Regions from separate parts of the Homo sapiens genome. Here all the other regions are linked to region 4. A link is a contact called in ENCODE Hi-C or POLR2A ChIA-PET data. All regions are on one chromosome and are shown on one strand. The core of a region is the stretch at or near the end of the contact, and the rest is flanking DNA. Distances in the headings are between cores, read along the strand shown.

Region 1 (3,530 bases), core at 1,031-3,530, 330 kb before region 4:
GTGGGCTGAGCCTCACTGTCCTGGAAGATAACATTTAATCAAGCTAAGACCCGAGATCCCTACCTTCTGGGCCTAGGATGCCTCTCCTACTTTTGGCTAAGTGCCCATGCACCTTTCCCTAATCAATGTCATCCACAGTTAGTGCTGCTGATGTTCCTCATTCGGCCCTAATCACATGTCCCACCTTGCATAGGGTTGAATTTTTCTTTTTGTGGCTATTCCATTTCCTCGCTGCTTTGATGAGATTGTCATGTTTGGTCAGGTCATCTGGCACAAGGCTCCCACCCTCCCTGAGCAGGGTGGGTATGGACATACAAGGGCATAGGAGTTACTGGGAGCCAGCATGAGGCATGTCCTTGACCAGCTTTCCCTCAACACAGGGGAAGAGGCTGCTGGGGGTGACAGGCTCATCCATGAGCAGGACCTGGAGTGGCTGCAGCAGGCGGACGGTGAGTGGCGCTCCCTCCTTCCAGCACCTAACTCCTCTGGAGTGCTGGGTTCCCCTGGACATCCCAGCCTCCACACCTAGAAGGGACTCCCAGAGTTCCCTCCTCACCACAGCCACACCGTCGTCTTCCTTATGAACCTCAAGTGCCCCCAATGCTGAGGCTTCCTCTCATCTTTCCTCCCAGTGGTCGTGGCAGAAGTGACACAGCCATCCTTGGGTGTAGGCTATGAGCTGGGCCGGGCCGTGGCCTTTAACAAGCGGATCCTGTGCCTGTTCCGCCCGCAGTCTGGCCGCGGTGAGCACCCCAAGCCTCCCTCCTGGCTTTCTATGGACCCAGCCCTCAGCTCCTTCCCTGGTGGGCTCTGAGCACCGCGCCTCTCCCAAGGGGTAAGGGAGCTGTGAGGGTGTGGATGGGAGGCAGCTTCACCTTTCCCTGCCCTTTCCAGTGCTTTCGGCCATGATCCGGGGAGCAGCAGATGGCTCTCGGTTCCAGGTGTGGGACTATGAGGAGGGAGAGGTGGAGGCCCTGCTGGATCGATACTTCGAGGCTGATCCTCCAGGGCAGGTGGCTGCCTCCCCTGACCCAACCACTTGACTTAATCTCACTTTCTTAAATTCTTCTATTCTCAGACACTGCTCTAGTACCATTCCTTCCTCTTAGCCCCAGGAGCAAATTAAAAGGTACAGTTAAAATCCTAACTTTCTGTCTTGTGTGAGTCATGGGGGTGGGGCAGGTCCTCAGTAATACCCTTTCCTGCCACACTTCACTTCAAGATAGATGCTTTAGAAATCTCTAGGCCGAGAGGAGGACAACTCCTAATGCCCTCAAGCCCCCTCCTCCCCAGGAACACTTGGGAGGAGGGCCGGGCGCGGTGGCTCACACCTGTAATCCCAGCACTTTGGGAGGCCGAGATGGGCGGATCACGAGGTCAGGAGATCGAGACAATCCTGGCTAAAACGGTGAAACCCCGTCTCTACTAAAAATGCAAAAAATTAGCCGGGCGAGGTGGTGAGCGCCTGTAGTCCCAGCTACTCAGGAGGCTGAGGCAAGAGAATAGCGTGAACCCGGGAGGTGGAGCTTGCAGTGAGCCCAGATCACGCCACTGCACTCCAGCCTGGGCAACAGAGCGAGACTCCCTCTCAGAAAAAAAAAAAAAAAAAAAGAGTTGGGAGGAAGGGCTGGGCACAGTGGCTCACGCCTGTAATCCCAGCACTTTCAGAGGCTGAGGCGGGCGGATCACCTGAGCTCAGGAGTTCGAGACCAGCCTGGCCAATGTGGGAAACCCTGTCTCTACTAAAAATATAAAAATTAGCTGGGCATGGTGGTGCATGCCTGTAATCCCAGCTACTCAGGAGGCTGAGGCAGGAGAATCGCTTGAACCCATCAGGCAGAGGTTGCAGTGAGCCGAGATCACACCATTGCACTCCAGCCTGGGGGACAAAAGTGAAACTCCATCTCAGAAAAAAAAAAAGAGTTGGGAGGATGGTTGCTCCTGTGGGTGGCCATCCCTCTCTCTGTCTCCTCTGAACTGGGCTGGGGCTGCACGTGGCCCTTTCCATGCCAACCTTCACTTCCCTTTATCAGCTTAAGTCAAATGAATCTGCTCTGAGCCTTCTCGGAGGATAGAAGAGTCCGGAGGTCTAAAGGAAACATAAAGATGAGGGGTGTGGGTAGATATGAGGCCAGGGCAGTGGCAACTTGGCTGGCCCCTGGTGAAGCTGTCAGCCTGCTCCCAGAGATGTGTGTGAGAAAGAGACCTTTATTCAGCAAACAGGAAGCACTACAGACGCTGGGAATCCCCCTCCCTATGACAGGGGCAGCTCCCGCCCCCTCAGCCCCGTGACTCTGGGGCTGCTCTAGGTGTTTCCTGCATCTGCCCCCTCAGTCATAGGCCTCATCTTCATCCTCTTCCTCATCACCAAAGAAGAAAGTCTCTTGGTCCAGGTTCTCAGACTCATCGTAGGAGAAGCTGTCATTGTCCAGCTCCTCATCAAACTCATCCTGCTGCCACTCGGGCACATCATCCTCATCGTCTTCCTCCTCCTCTTCTGCCTCTGGCCCTGAGGAGGCCTGGGGCCTAGGGAGAGCCACCACACTCAGCCCAGAGGAGGCTGCCATGTCCCACTGCCTCCTCCATGGCTCTGCCCACCCCACTTACTGACTGCCAGGCATGTTGGGTCCTTTTGCCTCCCAGGCCTCTACTGATGGACTCTGAAGACCAACCCGGAAATCCTGGTGAGCAGACAGAAGGATTTGAGAAGGAGGTAGAGGGCATGGGGCCTTTGGACCCAGCATTCCTTCCACTGATGCTCTGGGAGGGCCAAGCTCCTGCTAGGACTGCTCCCCTCCCAGCACAGCACTTCATGAAACACTGCCTTTGTGAGTTCACCCACAGATGGTCTCCAGGGATACGGGGTACCAGGTGAGGCACACGACCCTGTGCTTAAAGAGCTTACAGAATCTATGTCTTTTCTGCCCATGTGACTTACCAGTCAGTAAGCAACCTGAGGACAGGACTCACAGTTTAGACTCAGCATCAGTGCATTAGAGCTGGAGAGAGCCTGGGAGAGCCCTTGCTCCAGTGACCCCAATCCCCTGATGCCCACTCTTAGGATTTCAAATCCCTATCTGGGAAGTACAGTCTGGAAAAGTTCCCCAAGTGATTCTGATAGGCACCTGACCAAATACCCTTGATGTGGGCTAGCCAACCCCTTTATTTTGTAGGAATCCCCAGGAGGTGAAGTGATAGGGTCCAGCAGCATCAGGCAGGTTGGCCCAAAAGCCGGGATGTGCGCCCAGGTCTAACATCCATTCACCCGCTTTGCTGCCTTTCCTTCTGGACTCGCCCCAGGGCAGGGGCTGTGCTGGGACAGGAGGACCTCAACTCCCGCAGAATGCAGGAGCAGAAGGGGTCTGGGCCGGGCAGTACCTGGGCAGAATGCTGCAGGATGGCAAGCAGCCTCTCCTGGATCCGCCGGAGCAGCTCCATGCCCGTGCTGAGGCAGTCGGCCCGCAGGAGGCGCAGGGAGGAGGCCAGGTCTCTGCACCGCAGCAGGGTTTCCTCTGCAGAGGGGGCAGGCA
Region 2 (4,044 bases), core at 979-3,478, 360 kb before region 4:
GGTCAAAGAGAACAATCTAGTATATAATATTAATATATTCCTCTTTATACCAATGCAGTCATAAAATACAATTTTAAGTACTTTCTTATGGAGGAAGGGGCCCATGAAAGTCACAATGTGGCCCTGCCCATAGTCCAGTAATAGGAATATTCTCTCAGTCTCCCTTTTCTCCACTCCTGCTAAATTTTACATGATCTCAGCCCCTGCTGAAGGACCTCCCTAAACTAGAGGAGAAATATGACACAATAGGATCGGCACTGGTCCTTGGGAGGAAGGAGACCTGGTTTCTTGGCCAGCTCTGGGTGACCTGGGGTGAGTTTCTTAAACTCTCTGAGCCTCCACTCTTCCTCCTCTGTGAAATGAATAGAGTTGGACTAGAATTGGTCACAAAGGTTTCTTCAGCTCAGTGGTCCTGATTCTTGGATGGGCTGATTCTTGTCAGACAGACCTGACAAGAATCAGCCCATGACACCTACTAGTCATGGAAATTTGGCAAATTAGCTAAGCAATTTCCTCAGTTTCCACACCTGTGAAATGGGATTAATAAATGGGAATACAAATCTACTTGGTAAGTTCTTGAGATAATGCACATGAGGCATTTTGCACAATGCCTGGCAACAGTGAATGCTCAAAACAAATACTAAGTCATTATTACTATTATTGTTTGCTATTCTGATTCTGAGAAGCACCCCTCAAGATGAATAAGATGTTATTATTTTATGTTTTTAGAGACAGGTTGACCAAGCTGGATTTGAACTCCTGGGCTCAAGCGATCCTCCTGCCTCAGCCTGCCAAGTATTGAGGATTTATTTATTTATTTAGAGGAGGAGTCTTGCTCTGTCGCCCAGGCTGGGGTGCAATGGCATGATCTCAGTTCACTGCAACCTCTGCCTTCCAGGTTCAAGTGATTCTCCTGCCTCAGCCTCCCAGGTAGCTGGGATTACAGGCGCCCACTGCCACACCCGGCTAATTTTTGTATTTTTAGTAGAGATGAGGTTTCACCGTGTTGGCCAGCCTGGTCTCGAACTCGTGACCCCAAGTGATCCTCCCACCTCAACCTCCCAAAGTGCTGGGATTACAGGTATGGGCCACCATGCCTGGTCCACGTATTTATTTTTAAATGCCACATCTAGTGCCACTGACCCCCTTTTTCTTCTGGCCACCAAGATCTATGGGCAGTTTGCCTTGGTTCTTGAGCTCTGCCTCCCACCTCAGTGCCATCCTCACTTGGAACAGGCTGAAGGGAAGCATGTGGCCCCTCACCCTCTCTAACACTCCAGGGGTGGGGGTCGGAGGTGAGGAGAGGTTGCCATGCTTGCCCTCCCCCCAGCTCCCTGCTCCATTTCGCTCCCCACTCATCTTCTACTCCTTCCCTCAGAAATCACAAAAAAGTTCCAGCCTAAACTCAACATGTGTGTAAAAACTGTCTTTTCCTCACCACTTCAGTGCAAATGTCATTCTGCCTCCAATCCGCCAGAAACTAAGCTCCGGTGCCAGGGGCCCCGAGGTTTCAGAGGAACACTCCTGTCTTCGCCAGACCCTCGTTCCTTTTATTACTGCCCTGGCTCTTCCTCCCCCGATTTCTGTACTCTCCCTCTCAGGAAGTCCCCCTCTGGGACATAAACAGCCCCTTTCCTCATCCCTTGGGGACCCCTAGAAGTCTCCTCCTCTTCATCCCTTCCACTCCCAACCCCCAGTCCCAGAGACATCTCTGAAAACGTCGCCACCGTTGCCTCTTTCTAGGTTTCTAGGGGACTTGCACGGCCGGTGGCTGTTGCCGTGGAGACCCGCCTGCACCCGGGCCTCACCCTCCTCTCCAACCCCGCACTCCCGTGAACTGAGCCTCCCCACTAAAGCACGCGGGTGCGCACACGCGCCAAGCACACACGCACACACACACGACTCAGAGGTCAGGAGTGTACCTGACCTCTGTTGTTCTCCCTCCCCTCCCCCTGGCTCCCCACTCCGGTGCAGTCCCACAGGCTCACACACGGGTTTCCCCACACTGCCGCCCACAGTCTGCCCCACATTATCCTGCCCCCACAATAATAAGAGGACACCAGAGCGCTATTAAGTGACGGAAAAAGGGAGGTGATTTACAGTAGGTCTCGCTCCCCAAATACTATCATTCCCCCAGCCCTCACGCCCCCGCTCCGAGGCAGGCCCGGCTCCCGAGGAGGCTGAGACTACAACTCCCAGCAGGCCGAGCAGCCCGAAGCCCCGGGCTGGAGGAGCAGGGCACGCCGGGAGATGGAGTCTCGCCGTGCTGCACCTGCCGCAGGACCCGGCGAGGGGAGGAGGCTGGATGGAGAAGATGGAGTGCGGGTGCGGCGGGAGCAGCCTGCAGGGCCTCTTTCCCCAAACCCAAGCCTTTCCGTCCTCTGCGGAAGCGGAGGGACACATGCTCGTCCACTGCCCTTCTCCAAGGTCCGTCAGAGAAAAAGCTCCCTCCCCCACCCCTCTTCCTCCTCCGCCACACTGGCCTCTGCAGCTCCTGCCCAGACATCCAACCAGGAGTTGTTCCGGGCTTGGCCTGACCAACGTGACCTAGCGGGAAGAGGGGTGAGAGAGGGCGGGGCTCGAGAGAGGGCACTGGGAGAAAGCTATTGTCCACACGTGTTGGCAAAAATAATGACATGCAAGCAGTATGCAAATGAGCTTAGAGGCACCTCCCTCTTAGGGTAGGGGAGCGGAGGGCACCGGTTTTAACAAGTCTCCAGGTCCTCGCCTCCCTCCCCGCTACCCTCCCTCTGTCCCGCCGGGTCACTCACTCACCACCTTCCAGCGATCCTTGACCACGTAGTTGGCCGGCAGGATGTCGGCCTGCTCCCCTCCCCCACTCATGTTGGTTTCGTCCTTAAGGGCGGCCGCTAGGCACTGCATCCGCCAGCCAGAGGGAGGGGTGTCCGCCGGGCCTGCCCTGAGGGGGCCATCTACCTAGGGGAGTGAGGAGGGCCTGTGAGGGCGGGCTGCGGACCCAGGACCACCTGGCAGATATGGAGGAGAGGAGCTCCACTCCTGCTCTGCATTCTTCCTGGCCCCACTGGACAGATGCTCCAGGAGTTACCAGGGGAAAGATTGTATAAAGGCCAGTGCAAGGGAGATACAGACTACAAACTAGAGATGTTTAAAATCAGCAACAGGACACACATGTTGACCAATGAAGAAGAGGAAAATGACAGTGAACAGGCCGAGGGGAGAGAGACATACTCTAACTGATGCCAGGAAGACTTGCTGACCAAGGGGGCATACCAGACTGGGACCCTTTCCCTTGTAGGGGAGGCCTGGGCTTTGGCTCCCCCTTAGGGGAGTCCCTGTGCCACAAAATGTCCATGGAGCTGTGCAACAGAGGCTTAGTGAAAAGGGAAGACCTGCTACCCAAGGGGTGACCCATGGGACACCCACACCAAAGTGACCTGCTAATCAGCCCTGGGAGATGTGGTAATCAAGAAAATGAGGGGAGGCACTAAAGCCCCTTGAGGGTGGTGTTAACTGAGGGGGATGGATGTGCTGAGAGTCATACACCTTTCTCAGGGTGAGCTGAACCCACTGACACAGCCATGGGGTTGGGAGGTCAGGATATAAGAGATGGGGTGAACACAGGTGATGGACTCAAGACATGGATTTCAGATAGACAGCAACCTTGTGGCCACTCCAGAGGGACAGAAGTGGGCTGAACTGGGGAGGACAGGAAAATGGAAGGGGCCTAGCAGGAGGCAGGAGAAGTGAAAGAGAACAGCAGGTCTGGGTGGGCATGGGGTGAGAAAGCCTCTGACCACACCTTTCTGTGTCTGCTTAGGAATCGACAAGAAAGAACACATCTCTCCTCGAATTAGGACAGGTAGAATTTAGATATCAGGGAGAGTTTCCCAACGGCGGGGGTTGGGAAAGACAGGCACATGTTACCGGAGAAATGCCCATGTGTGCGTGTGTGTATGTCTGTGTGTGTATCTGTGCATGTATCCTTCTGTGTGTGTATGTTTCTTTGTGTGTCTTTCTTTGTCTATCTTTTCTGTGTGTCTGTGTGCTTTTCTACATGTATCT
Region 3 (3,962 bases), core at 725-3,224, 490 kb before region 4:
AGTGCTGGGATTACAGGTATGAGCAACTGCACCCGGCCCCTATCTCTTAAAAAATGAAAAGAAAGAGAAAGAGAGAGAGAGAGAGAAAAGTACGAAATACAAACAAGACATTGATGAAGGCAAGAAGGTAAAATAAATAAATAAACAAATAAATGCAATTGAAAAGGAAGACATTAATCCAGTGAAGTATTTTTCTTTGGCTTAATAGCAGAAAACAACAGATATAACACACATCAATCTACACTGTCTCATGGTTACATGAACTTTCTGACTCTGCTACAAGTTAGCACATAGGGATCCTGACCCATCTTACCATCTCACAAGATATGCTGGCCCACTGAACTCATGACATCAAACTAATAGGGCATATGGAGTAAAAAATAGCAAGTATCTTACACGCTTTAGGAAATATATGTATACCGGAAGGTAGGGAGGTTCAAGTACAAAGGCTTTTCACTTCACTGATATTTCTTGATGTTTAGTGATCTTGCATACAGGTGCTCCCTTCAAAATGAAGGACAAGTTGCTTTACTTGTGCTACCTACCCCTAAACCAAAAGAGTCACATCACTTAGGTGAATTTAGAGACAACATTGATCATATTTGGGTTACTGCTCTGACCTCCTTATCTGGTCACTTGAAATGAAGCCATACTTGAGTGAGATTCAGAGGAAGAAAAGGTTCTCCAGCTGGTCCAGTCTGCAGTGCAACTTAGTCCTTGCGATCCTTATAATGTTCAAAGTGTTTGTGGCAGACTGAGGTACTTTATCATCTATGGCATGTCCTGATAGAATAATCATAGCAGAGGCCCTCTGAGCATGCCTTTTGGCAGGTAAATATTCTCTCTTTGAGAATCAGCTCTCAGCTTGCTGCTGGGCCACGGACACAGCATGATCATGGAACCCAGCATGATCACAGCATAATCATGAACTGGCTATCATCTGGTCTTCCTAGGTATAAAGCTGGTTCATACCTAGGACATGGATCCATTATCAAGTAGAAATGACATACACAAAATGAGGCCACAGCAGATCCTGAAAACACAAATGGCTCCTAGCACCCACACCACTACTTCTGCTGCATTGCTATTTCATCTACCACTATAACCAATGAAATGGGCCTTGTTACCAGACTGCAGTGGAATAAAGTCATGATTAGTTTGTAGCTGTCTTCACCTAATGTGCTGGCATTAGAAAGAAATGGGCTGCTGTGATACTGTGGCCCCCAATCAAGGGTGACCCTGAAGGACACTGAGGATAGTCAGGACTTCAAGAAATACAACTACCTGACCAGTTTTCCCAGAAGGAGAAACAGGTTAAGAGTCTACACTGATTTGGCCGGGCCCGGTGGCTCATGCCTGTAATCCCAGCACTTTGGGAGGCCGAGGCAGGTGGATCACGAGGTCAGGAGATCGAGATCATCCTGCCTAGCATGGTGAAACCCCGTCTCTACTAAAAAATACAAAAAAAACCCCAAAAAAATTAGCCAGGCATGGCGGCACGCACCTGTAGTTCCAGCTGCGTGAACCTGGGAGGCAGAGCTTGCAGGGAGCTGAGATCGCGCCACTGCACTCCGGCCTGGGTGACAGAGCGAGACTCCATCTCAAAAAAAAAAAAAAAAAAAAAGAGTCTGAGGTTAATGGTTTGGCTAGATGATTAGGGAGTTAGAAGTGATATTAAAATGAAGTTGGAGAAGTATAATGTGGAAGAACTTCTTAAAATGGTTCCCAAATGTGACAGTATCTGTCATGATTCAGTTGCAGACCACAGATACCACTCTACTTAATTTAAGGGAGAAGGGCGTTATTACCAGGGATCACGTGTGGCTTACACAATATTTGTAAGGGGTAGGGGAAGAAGCTTTAGGTGGAGCTTGTAAGAGCACTCCCCACACCCAGAATCTCACTGATTCTGCTATGCTTGGGTAAGCTATGGCTTCCACTGCAGGAAACCAGCAAATCAGCACGTCGGTAACCACAGAACCACACTTCCTCTGTCATGATTCACAGCAGCAAAGTGAATACTTCATATCCTGCCTCTTTCTCCACATCACTCAGTTAACTGGGTTTCACATTCAAGTCTCATGGGAATATACCTGATTGGCAAAAATCTCAATTACACCTGAAACCATAACTGTAATAGGATCTGAGAAATACAGCTTTTATCTTTCTAGACTCTCAGTATAGAAAGGTACGAAGGAGTTTAGAATGTATGTTGAGAAAACCAGTCTAAGGAGTTTAGAACGTATGTTGAGAAAACCAATCTACTATAATGAGAACATTTGTGCCTCGTGAGTAGAAGAGGGTTATCAACAATCAGGTAGAGAAGATGAACTGCTCTATGGATGGTATCCACCCTTTCCCCTAGTTACACCAGAGTGTGCTGTATGAGCTTGTGAACAAAGTGACCATGGGACCACTGATGGAGGCAATGCATGTTGAGTGTAAAGGCTCAATCACGTGGACGTTCTCACACTAAGATTGACCTGCTACTGCCAGTTTGGACCTCTTCCTTCATGGACAGGGCAGTAATTTATCTTCATTGTAGAAGAAACTTACTTTAAATTTCTATATATTTTTCCTACTCACTGTATTTTTGCCAGCACCATCCAGAAACTTACTGAATGACTCATAAGGCATTCAACATGACATCCCACACAATGATGCTTTTGGCCAAGGGAGTACTTTTACGGTGGAAGAAGTAAGACAGCTGGGATACACAATTCAACTCTTCTGGGATTCCTTATTTAGTTTTATTGTATATTCCAGCTAGTCTTATAGAATAGGCTTACTGAGGTCTTAGTTTTTATTTTGCCAACTGGAGACAACATCTCATAAGATCATAGCGGTATCAGCCGGGTACGGTGGCTCACGCCTGTAATCCCAGCACTTTGGGAGGCCAAGGCGGGTGGATCACTTGAGGTCAGGAGTTCGAGACCAGCCTGACCAACATGGTGAAACCCCATCTCTACTAAAAACACAAAATTAGCCAAGCGTGTTTGGCACATGCCCGTAATCCCAGCCACTCGGGAGGCTGAGGCAGAAGAATAGCTTGAACCCAGGAGCTGGAGGTTGCAGTGAGCCGCAATCGCACCATTGTACTCCAGCCTGGGTGACAAGAGCAAAACTCTGTCTCAAAGAAAGAAAGAAAAAAAAAGATTAGAGTGGTATCCTACAGAATGTGACATAAGCTCTGAAATAGTGACCAACGATGTGGAGCATTTCTCTCATAACCAAAAATATACAAGGGTGGGGATGAGATATATAGGTGAGGTGGTACCTATTACAGTTACACTTGTGGCTGGGCGTGGTAGCTCACACCTGTAACCCCGGCACTTTGGGAGGCTGAGGCAAGGGAATCTCTTGGGCCCAGGAGTTCAAGACCAGCCTGGGGAACATGGCAAAATCCAGTCCCAACAAAAAGTACAAAAAATTAGCAGGGTGTGGTGGCATATACCTATAGTCTCAGCTACTTGGGAGGCTGAGGGGTGGGAGGATTGCTTGAGCCCAGGAGGTTGAGGCTGCAGTGAGCCATGATCATGCCAGCCCGGCCAACAGAGTGGGACAGTTTCTCAAAAAAAAAAAAAAATACACTTGTATCCTTAACAAATTACTACAAACTTGGAAAGTAAAAAACAACACATATTTATTATCTTACAGCTCTGGAGTGCAGAAATCCAAAATGGGTCTCACTGGGCTAAAATTAAGGTGTGGACAGGGCTGTGTTACTTTTGGAGGCCCTAGGTGACAAATCTTGCCTGTTCCCTTGGCTTTTTTAACTTCTGGAGGTTACCCACATTTCTTGGCTCATGGCCCCCCTTTCAAAGCCAGCAATGGCTGGTCGAATCTTTCCCATGATGGAGTGCTCTAATACTGACTCTCCTGCCTCCCTCTTGCTTTTAGAAGGTAACCACTGGTGATTACATTGGGCCCACTTAGATAATAGAGGATCATTTTCCCATCTT
Region 4 (3,843 bases), core at 1,139-3,638:
GACACTTCACCTCTACATACTTCAGAATGTATTTGCTATGAACAAGGTAATTCCCACACATAACCACAATTATCACACTTGATAAATTTAACATTGATATATCGTTGTCATCTAATATATGGATCATATTCAAATTTCCCCAAGGGTAAAATGTCCTTTAGAGCTGATCTCCCCTACACAATCTTGCATCTAATCCAGGATCACTCATTGAATTTATTTATTTATTTATATTTTATTTTATTTTTGGAGACAGAGTTTCACTCTGTCTCCCAGTCGGAAGTTGCTGGCAATCACAGCTCAGTGCAACCTCCACCTACCCGGGTTCAAGCGATTCTTCGACCACTGCCTCCAGAATAGCTGGGACTACAGGTGTCCACCACCATGTTCAGCAATTTTTTTTTTTTGTATTTTTTAGTAGAGATGGGGTTTTGCTATATTGCCCAGGCTGGTCTTGAATTCCTGAGTTCAAGCAATCCACCGACCTCAGCCTCCCAAAGTGCTGGGATTAAAGGCATGAGCCACTGTGTCTGGCCTGTATTTATTTTTTATGTCTCCTTTAATCTGGGGTAGTTCTTAGCTTTTTCTTAATGTTTTATAACAACGACATCTGTAAAGTGTCCAGACCAATCATTTTGCAGAATCTCTCTCACTTTGATCTCTATTTCCTCAAGACTAGGTGGTGAGTGAACATTTTTTGGGCATTTTGGGGAGGACTACTACAGAAATGTACTCCCCGTGTGTGTGTCCTTCCCAGTGCATCACATCAGAAGGCACACAAGGCCAGTTTGTCCTATTAAGCTTTTTTTTTTTTTTTTTTTTTGAGACTGAGTCTCACTCTGTTGCCCAGGCTGGAGTGCAGTGGTGTGATCTCATCTCACTGCAACCTCCCTGCCTCCTAGGTTCAAGCAATTCTTCTGCCTCAGCCTCCCAAGTAGGTGGGATTACAGGTGCGCACCACTATGCCTGGCTAATTTTTTTGTATTTTTAGTAGAGATGGGGTTTCGCCATGTTGGCCAGGCTGGTCTCAAACTCCTGATCTCAGGTGACCTGCCCACCTCAGCCTCCCAAAGTGCTGGGATTACAGGTGTGAGCCACCACGCCTGGCCATTAAGCTTTGATTCTTTGATTAAGGTGATGTTCACCAGATCAGTCTAGCTTTTGATACTTTTTTTTTTTTTTTTTGAGACAGAGTTTTGCTGTGTCACCGAGGGTAGAGTGCAGTGCTGCAATCTCAGCTCACTGCAACTTCTGCCTCCCAGGTTCAAGCGATTCTCCTGCCTCAGCCTCCTGAGTAGCTGGGATTACAGGTGCATGCCACCACACCCAGCTAATTTTTGTATTTTTAGTAGAGACGGGGGTTGCCCCATGTTGGTCAGGCTGGTCTCAAACTCCTGACCTTGAGATCCACCTGCCTCCACCTCCCAAAGTGCTGGGATTACAAGTGTGAGCCACCGTGCCCGGCCACTTTTGATAATTTAAAAACCTGACTTTCCGAGCAGTCAGAGCAGCTGTAGCACATCTGACCTGCTTTCACCTTCGATCTTCTCTGGGACCACCAAGAATTGAAGGATGGCAGGAAGTGTGAAGAAAGTGGTGAGGCTCTGGCTGGGTGCGGTGGCTCACACCTGTAATCCCCGCACTTTGGAAAGCTGAGGCGGGTGCATCACTTAAGGTCAGGAGTTCGAGACTAGCCTAGCCAACATGGTGAAACCCTGTTTCTACTAAAAATACAAAAATTAGCTGGGCTTGGTGGCATACACCAGCTACTAGGGAGGCTGAGGCACTAGGGACCCTGTGGATCGCTTGAACCAGGAGGCGGAGGTTGCAGTGCGCTGAGATCGCATCGCTGCACTCCGGCCTGGGCAACAGAGTGAGACTCCGTCTAAAACAACACAAAACAATAATAACAACTAAGAGAGTAGCGTGGCTTGGTGGCGGTGTCACTCCTGAGGCCTCTGGGAACAACTCTACAGTTATGCTTTGTCCCGTGCTGCGGAGCCTAGTATGGGGATTATCCCCCGCCATGCGTTGTATCTGAATCCTTGTACGCGCGCCCGGGGGTGTGCATGAAAATGGGCATGTGCGCGGTGCTTATGTATGTATGGGTCTTTTTGCCCGCAGCGGCGCGTCCGCAGGCTTGTTCTGTCCTGTGCTAGCCTTCAAGTTTTGGCACGTCCGTCCGTTTTTCTTCTTTGGCGCGTCCGTTGGGCACTCTGGGTTTGGCTAAATCGTGGACGCTTCTAAAGCGTTTCTGCAGGGAGCTGGTCAGAGTTGTCAAGTGCTCCCCCAGTTCTGGGCCGGCTTGGTACGGTCTACAGCCTCCCTTTCCTTTCCCCACCTCCCCCATGGTGGTTGCACCCATTCGGCCCGGAAGTGCTCGCTTCTCTGCATTACACGCCGGTCAGGATTCGCGACCCGACATGGAGCGTCCCCGCAGTCCCCAATGCTCGGCCCCGGCCTCTGCCTCAGCTTCGGTTACCCTGGCGCAGCTCCTGCAGCTGGTCCAGCAGGGCCAGGAACTCCCGGGCCTGGAGAAACGCCACATCGCGGCGATCCACGGCGAACCCACAGCGTCCCGGCTGCCGCGGAGGCCCAAGCCCTGGGAGGCCGCGGCTTTGGCTGAGTCCCTTCCCCCTCCGACCCTCAGGATAGGAACGGCCCCGGCGGAGCCTGGCTTGGTTGAGGCAGCGACTGCGCCTTCTTCATGGCATACAGTGGGCCCCTGAGGTTCCAGGTCCTTTGCGGCGGCGATCTGGAGGGCGTGGCTACAGGACCCGGGATGCCATTCAGTTACTCATCTTTTATGCTTTCGTCCTGACCTGTCTCAACTAGACTTGCTCCTGCAACCACCATGGGGGTTTTGCATTTACATTTGTGGACCATGTTACAGTTAAGAAAAATCCTGTTTCAGTCCTTATATGTAATAAAATGTTTTATGATGTAACTTGGCCCCAGAATGATTTTGAAGATACATTAAAGGAAAGCCCAAAGCATTTAAAAAAGCCAACCAAGAAAGACTAAAATCTTGGCTCTTGGAATCAGCTGGATCAGGCAAGGGGCTAGAGAATTAGAGCATTAGAAAGGCTCCCACAGCCACCCTGAAATCAGTCCTTTTATGTTAAGCAGGCCACCTGGCTCAGTGCCTACATACTCAACACTAGATTTTACTTTCTCTACAAAAGCTAGAATGTACCTGGTACGTGCTGACATGACCCTAACCCACAGACGATGTAACAGGTCTACCTTTTCTCAGAAAGGATTGTCTCACAACTTGTTCAACGAATTAGTTATGTCATGGTACATACATATAAGTGCGCAATTTTTGTAACATCTTTTATTTGTATACAATTATAAATTACAAACTTGTTTTATTAGGTTTTTTAAAATTTATTTTTCGTCAACTTAGTCCCTTTTATTTACCAGCAGTTTGCTCTGACAGAATAAATTACAAACTATTGTTTTGTTTAATCCCTTTAACCATCATGTCAGGCACACAGGTTGGAGAATATTAGCTCCCATTTTATGGACAGAGTGGAAACACTGTACCCATATTTAGTGTAAGACAGAGCTGGGATATAAGCCTTGGGCTTCCATAGTCACAACTGCTTTTTTGCATAACTTTGTAATACATCATTTTAAAGTAATCTGATTTCACAATGTTTTACAGTATAGGAGTAACATCTATAGCATCTCTTCTTGGCAGGTTACCTCTGGAGAGAACCAATCTAATTACCTCATACGCTGGCACTTTTTTTTTTTTTTTTTTTGAGACAGAGTTTTGCTTTTGTTGCCCAAGGTGGAGTGCAATGGTGTGATCTCGGCTCACTGCAACCTCTGCCTCCC

The links. A loop is a pair of places that touch in the nucleus more often than their neighbours do. ChIA-PET counts read pairs that join two places held with the same protein, here RNA polymerase II (POLR2A). Pooled maps may share reads with other maps.
Region 1: a pooled map shows a loop between it and region 4 (5-fold over the local background). The contact joins the enhancer-like site here to the promoter of PEX39 in region 4. A Hi-C loop is called at or near these places in 11 of 50 pooled maps. POLR2A ChIA-PET finds 5 or more read pairs at or near these places in 3 of 52 experiments (OCI-LY7, activated CD4-positive, alpha-beta T cell and activated CD8-positive, alpha-beta T cell).
Region 2: a loop to region 4 is called in a pooled map, with 6 times the contacts of the local background. The contact joins the enhancer-like site here to the promoter of PEX39 in region 4. A Hi-C loop is called at or near these places in 7 of 50 pooled maps. POLR2A ChIA-PET finds 5 or more read pairs at or near these places in 2 of 52 experiments (B cell and activated CD4-positive, alpha-beta T cell).
Region 3: a loop to region 4 is called in a pooled map, with 4 times the contacts of the local background. The contact joins the enhancer-like site here to the promoter of PEX39 in region 4. A Hi-C loop is called at or near these places in 3 of 168 maps with a recorded cell type or tissue (CD4-positive, alpha-beta T cell, CD4-positive, alpha-beta memory T cell and CD8-positive, alpha-beta T cell) and 9 of 50 pooled maps. POLR2A ChIA-PET finds 5 or more read pairs at or near these places in 7 of 52 experiments (B cell, BJ, GM12878 and 4 more).

Annotation. Positions count from the first base shown.
Region 1 is chr6:43,223,246-43,226,775 of GRCh38, reverse strand. CUL9 (cullin 9) reads right to left here. Exons shown (of 41, transcript NM_015089.4): 39 at 3,379-3,512; 40 at 2,608-2,681; 41 at 2,189-2,526. The coding sequence ends at 2,331. DNPH1 (2'-deoxynucleoside 5'-phosphate N-hydrolase 1) reads left to right here. Exons shown (of 4, transcript NM_006443.3): 2 at 381-449; 3 at 633-743; 4 at 895-1,147. The coding sequence ends at 1,043. Among named protein-coding and RNA genes, the nearest start is that of DNPH1, 4.5 kb to the left of the region's middle. RefSeq lists enhancers at 2,002-2,581, 3,417-3,530. Within about 2 kb of position 2,280, at least 9 of the 41 ENCODE cell types and tissues checked have a DNase peak (open chromatin) inside an H3K27ac peak, as active enhancers do; they include OCI-LY7, where a contact is called at or near this core.
Region 2 is chr6:43,245,500-43,249,543 of GRCh38, reverse strand. It overlaps TTBK1 (tau tubulin kinase 1), which reads right to left. Exons shown (of 15, transcript NM_032538.3): 2 at 2,776-2,937. The coding sequence starts at 2,883. Among named protein-coding and RNA genes, the nearest start is that of TTBK1, 4.0 kb to the right of the region's middle. Within about 2 kb of position 2,228, at least 17 of the 41 ENCODE cell types and tissues checked have a DNase peak (open chromatin) inside an H3K27ac peak, as active enhancers do; they include B cell, where a contact is called at or near this core.
Region 3 is chr6:43,381,908-43,385,869 of GRCh38, reverse strand. No RefSeq gene overlaps it. Among named protein-coding and RNA genes, the nearest start is that of ZNF318, 14 kb to the right of the region's middle. RefSeq lists an enhancer at 2,192-2,371. Within about 2 kb of position 1,974, at least 9 of the 41 ENCODE cell types and tissues checked have a DNase peak (open chromatin) inside an H3K27ac peak, as active enhancers do; they include B cell, CD4-positive, alpha-beta T cell, CD8-positive, alpha-beta T cell and 1 more, where a contact is called at or near this core.
Region 4 is chr6:42,889,366-42,893,208 of GRCh38, reverse strand. PEX39 (peroxisomal biogenesis factor 39) reads left to right here and starts at 2,388. Exons shown (of 1, transcript NM_001008739.2): 1 at 2,388-2,944. The coding sequence starts at 2,421. The coding sequence ends at 2,726. RPL7L1 (ribosomal protein L7 like 1) reads right to left here. Exons shown (of 6, transcript NM_001366481.3): 6 at 3,309-3,843. RefSeq lists enhancers at 1,937-1,986, 2,047-2,896.